2 separate regions of the Homo sapiens genome follow, and region 2 is linked to region 1. A link is an interaction called in ENCODE POLR2A ChIA-PET data of the cell type or tissue named here. Cell type or tissue: PC-9. All regions are shown on one strand.

The links. ChIA-PET counts read pairs that join two places held together with the same protein. Peaks named below come from ENCODE experiments on the same cell type or tissue, not always from the same donor. Only the 100,000 strongest peaks of a DNase experiment are listed, where the experiment ranks them.
Region 2: POLR2A ChIA-PET joins it to region 1 with 5 read pairs; 2 of 35 experiments call an interaction of 5 or more read pairs at or near these places.

What each region holds. Positions count from the first base shown.
Region 1 is chr3:127,952,546-127,955,045 of GRCh38, forward strand. The region is part of intron 4 of KBTBD12 (kelch repeat and BTB domain containing 12); the gene reads left to right. Among named protein-coding and RNA genes, the nearest start is that of KBTBD12, 39 kb to the left of the region's middle. In PC-9, no CTCF peak of the experiment used is centred here; a DNase peak (open chromatin) is centred at 1,296.
Region 2 is chr3:127,816,368-127,818,867 of GRCh38, forward strand. The region is part of intron 2 of MGLL (monoglyceride lipase); the gene reads right to left. Among named protein-coding and RNA genes, the nearest start is that of MGLL, 4.9 kb to the right of the region's middle. RefSeq lists an enhancer at 980-2,179. In PC-9, a CTCF peak has its summit at 1,184; DNase peaks (open chromatin) are centred at 674 and 1,344; H3K4me3 peaks cover 897 bases; H3K27ac peaks cover 2,500 bases.

The DNA of each region.
Region 1 (2,500 bases):
AAGACTATATATGCAGGCAATTGTACATATGTTTAGATTACACATACAGTTAGGCCATTAGACCTTGTGTCATTAACAATGTCTCCAGTTTTTTCAGAATAAAATTCAAGGTCTTTTATCACAGCACCAATACTCAGACACTTGTTTTACATTGCTCAGGGTTTTCACTTGTGCTCTGGGCACTAGCAATCGTCTGACTTCCTGTTAAATGAGGAGTTACTGTAACAGGCAGCATCTAACCACCACAGGGAAAGATTTAGGCAAGCAGGATAATCGGAATCATTTGGTTAATGGCCCTTGCCTTTACCTTATTACATTTTTTATAAATTTTCTGAGTAAATCTCATGTGTACAAAGGTTTCCCAGGTGTATTCTTTAACAGAAATAAGCCACAGAAAGGAAAGGTCCTTCTGCAGACCAATCTTATCTCTGCAACTTAATAGCACCATGTGATTTTGAGCAAGTTGCTGAATTTTGCTAAATCTGTTTTCTTTATTCATAAAATAAGGATGATAATAATACATTATTAACTCATGCAGTTGTTGCAAAGCTTAAGAGAGTATTATGCCAAATGCTGAACACTGTGCTTGGCATATGAGAAGTGCTCAATAGATGAGAGTTATAACAATCATTATTGCTTATAGTAAGTGGCAAAGAGTCCACTGTGCTTTAGTGTCCTAATAATGTTCAGCCCGTCATCTTATTGTTAATGCCCTGCCAGGCCCAAATGAGGAGGCATACTGAGATGAGGTCATTCTGTCCTCATGCGTTGGGAGTCAAAGGACTGAGTCTTTCTACTTTCTTCATTTCCTCCTATTGTAAACATGCGCTAATGACATACTTACTGCACATTCACACAGCCTGCTTTTCTGTATGGAGCCAGGTACACATTTTCATGTAAGGAACTCTTTGAAAATATTGTCCAGAATGTACTCTTCTAATAGGAATTAAAGATGAAAACATTGTATTACCGGACATTGTGGCTAGCACTGACCCTGGAGGTTTGCTTTGAGTTGTAAAGATTTTAGAATATGGACTTCAGTTAAAACCTATGCTGAATTTTTCTCGTGTAAATGTTTGTCTTTAAAAAGTGTGTTGTCACAGATACCATGAATAATTTGAATTTAGATGAAAACAGCTTCTGGAATTATGGCAAACTAGCCAAGGGGCATATTAGTCATATACTGGATAGTTTTTCCTGGAAATCTATAAATTGCCTTCTTAACATAAAAATAAAGGAATAGATATGGCCAGATTGCTCAAGTGACTCCATTGCTCATGTGGTTACATGTGCATTTTGTCAGCTTTGCCACACTGTAATTGGCTCTTCTGTTGGATAACTTCCTAGAAAGCCTAAAATAATTTAGTCTATATAAGTCTTATGAGTCAATGATACCCTAAGTGGAAACACAGGTATTTAAAACCAGCCAGCTTTCCTTTTGACTTTTTTTTCCTGAGGCCCTTCTCAGGAACGTAACTATTTTTGTTAGGAAGTGCAGAAAGGAGTGGTCTGTTGTTTAATGACAGAACCACTGACATGCAGGAGGAGACCAAAGGGAAGGTGCCTTAGTTCTAAGGAAAAATCTTTTGTCATTTGTACAGTGAAAGCTCATTATAAGAGCTAGTTAAGCTTCTTTAATCTAAAATACATCCTAATTGCCTAAAAAGGTAGTCCAGAAATTTTAGGTTAATATATCTTATTGCTGTAGAAAATATTAATGCCTTGTTTTCAAGGTTTTAAATCCATTTTATGAATAATAAAGTAGAAAATGAATCAAATACAGACTCCTATTAGTAAAATTTGGGGGAAGGTAGAACATTCTGGGTTCAACCTCACTGAAATCTCATTATGAGTCCTTGGTGAATGCTTCTGTTATAAAATACTGATTTAAATATGGTACCAGGGGCTGTCTCTTAGAAAAGAAGTTTGCATGTAAGATAAACTGGAAAGCATTTTAGATCTCATACTATTAGTTATGCTCTTGAATAAATTATGCTTCCTTCTGAAATGAAAATGTGTATTCATGAATATGCTTTGGATTTCCATCAAGTGTTCTTAAAATGTCAAATTGCGTTCAAAAGTTGCTTCAGCTTGATGGGTCAGGCAAAATCAAATATAGAAAGTGAGGCCAGAATCTATTTATGGAGGCAGTAGACCTTTCACACGTGGCCCCAGCCTGCCCCTGCAGCCTCAGCTCCTCCTGCCACTCCTCCACCCCACAAAGCCTAGCGCCAGCCACAGGGACTGGGGGTCACTTCCTGAACATGCTTTCCTCCTGTGCCTTTGTTTACCCTGTTCCCTTTGCGTGTAGGGCCTAACTCAACATCCTCAAAATCTGGCAAAAATCCCATCTCCTTGTAGTGGTTTATGTAATCCTTTGGTCAGAACGAAGAGCATGCTGCTTTGCCAGTCGCTGCCCTTGTCACACTATACTCAGACTGTCTAAGGCACAAGACGTTGTTTTACTCATCTCTGTGTGTCCTCTGAAAGCCAGCCCAGG
Region 2 (2,500 bases), 140 kb before region 1:
AAACCTAAGGGCGGGGAAGGAAAAGCCAGTCCCACCTTTGAGGACAAAGTCTCAGGAAGGCCGTGGGGATGGAATTATGTGCAAGCAAATGGTGAAAATTGTTCACCTCCGGATGGATCCAGATGGCTGGGAGGGGCCCTTATTTCCCAGAGCCACAGGTGCCACACCCGTGTCTGGCTGGGGGCTGATGTGAGGAGGATATTACGAGGACGCAAGAAGGGGGGATGTTCTCTATCACTTAAATCTACCCAGGCCTCAGGGCATGGCCTCTCCTCCAGGTAAACTGGCATAGATGGGGGAAGTGCCCGAGGATGGCACTGCCCATTGCTGTAGACACACACAGAGAGTGAAGGCTTCATGGAGAAAGGGGTCAACATGGGCCTAGAACGGGAGGGCTGTGATGGGGACCATCACTGAGCCCCACTCCCGGGAGCAAGGGAAGGAACTGCAGGAGGGAGGAGCCCTGTCTTATTGGTTCTAGATCCACTGAAAGCGGCCACAGTTCTGAGGACTTGGGCAGGTTCCAGAAACAATGCCAAATCTCCCTTGCTAGTCCATCCACGGCCTGTGTTCCCCTTGCAGCACCTAGCTCCATGTCACCGACGGGAAAATCCTGAAAACCATGCAGGCTGCACCCTGGCCCCGAGGCAGCTCAGACCGGTGGAGCTGGCCAGGTGGGAGAGGAGGGAGCCATGGTGAGGGGTGACTACAAAGTTCCTGGAGAGAAAAGCCACGTGACCGAGGTCTGAGGCAAGAAAGGACTAGAAGGCAAGGCCAGTAAGGTTCAGAGAAAGGGCTTATGTTCCAGAAGGTCTCCATAAATGCAGGGGAATTTGGAACAAAATGCTAAACAGAGATTTAAAGGAGGAGGCACTTACTGGAGGTGTGAGGGCAGGGCTCTGGAGGAAGTGGGGAGGGCTGGCCTCCCAGTCGTGTGTCTTGGGACATCAGCGAGGGAGGGACAATCACACTTTAAGCCAGTTCCTTCAATACACCAGTTTTTATCATCATAACAGAAGCTACAGAAAAGAAAGTGGGCCAGCTCTCCAGAGTTGAGGGGCTGCCAGGAAGGCCAAGTGGCATGAGCCGGTGGATGGACTAGCACTGAGGAAAGATGAGAGTGAGATGTGTCCACTCGGTAACCCTCTACTCAGCACCTCCTTCATGCCGGGCCTTGCAGATGAACAGCAAATATGGTCTGCTCCATGCCTTGAACTCACTGCCTGGCAGGGGTCAGAGTTGTACAATCATATAATTACAGCCTGCTCTCCAGCCTTCCTGGTCATCCAGTGTCAAATGAGGATATTTTTGGAGTCTAAGTCATCATATTGCACAATGTTTTCAGACCGCACCCTTCCCTCACCTGAGCTCATGGGTAAGGAATTCTCACAGTTAACTTCTAGACGTCTTTCTATGGACTGAGAGCCACTTGGTTGGCTGAATACAAAGGTGCTAAATATTTCTCAAAGGGGCACAAGAGAAACTGTGACTTCCTAGCTCAAGAGCCCACAAAGCGGCTTGCCCCCATCCATGGGCCAGTCTCCATCGCCGTGCTGATAGCATCAGTGGACATTTGCTCATGATCCAGTATCCCCCCCTTTTTCTTTTTTTGAGATGGAGTCTTGCTCTGTCACCCAGGCTGGAGTGCAGTGGTGCGATCTCCGCTCACTGCAACCTCTGCATCCTGGGTTCAAGCGATTCTCCTGCCTCAGCCTCCCGAGTAGCGGGGGCTACAGGCGTCTGCCACCACACCCCGGTAATTTTTTGTATTTTTAGTAGAGAGGGAGTTTCACCACTTTTGGCCAGGCTGGTCTCGAACTCCTGGCCTCAAGTGATCCACCCGCCTCAGCCTCCCGATGTGTTGGGATTATAGGCGTGAGCCACTGCACCCGGCCAATATTTTTAAGTTCCAGCATGTTGAATTGGATAAGGCAGCCAGTCAGGCAAGGGCATAAATTCTGTTTTTTGTTATTGTTGTTGTTGTTTTCAGAAGGGATACCTATCTCTAATCTTTTTTTTTTTTTAAGAGACAGAATTTCAACACGTTGCCCAGGCTGGTCTCAAACTCCTGGTCTCAAGGAATTTCCCGCCTCTGTCTTCTGAGTTTCTGGGGCTACAGATGTGTACCACGGAACCCAGCTGATTTCCCACCTTTGATATATTATGAGCAAACGATTAGGGAGAATTAATTATTCTCTTCCTCTTTACCCTAGGAAATGATGTTTACCCTAACCCAAAATGTAAGAATTTATCAGGAAAACACTACCTATAAAGAAGAAATCTGTCCTGCTTGGTGGTGTAAGGAGAACAATTGGATTTGGTCCATGTCAGAAGATTGCGGACCAAATCCCACTACTGCCAGCAGGGTCATTTGGAGAAAGATACTTTGTAACATTGGACCTCTGTTTCCTCATCTGTAAAATGGGAATAGTAAGAATAATAATACTTGTCTCACAGATTGATGTGAAGGTAAAATGAGGTCATGTGTGCACAGAATCTA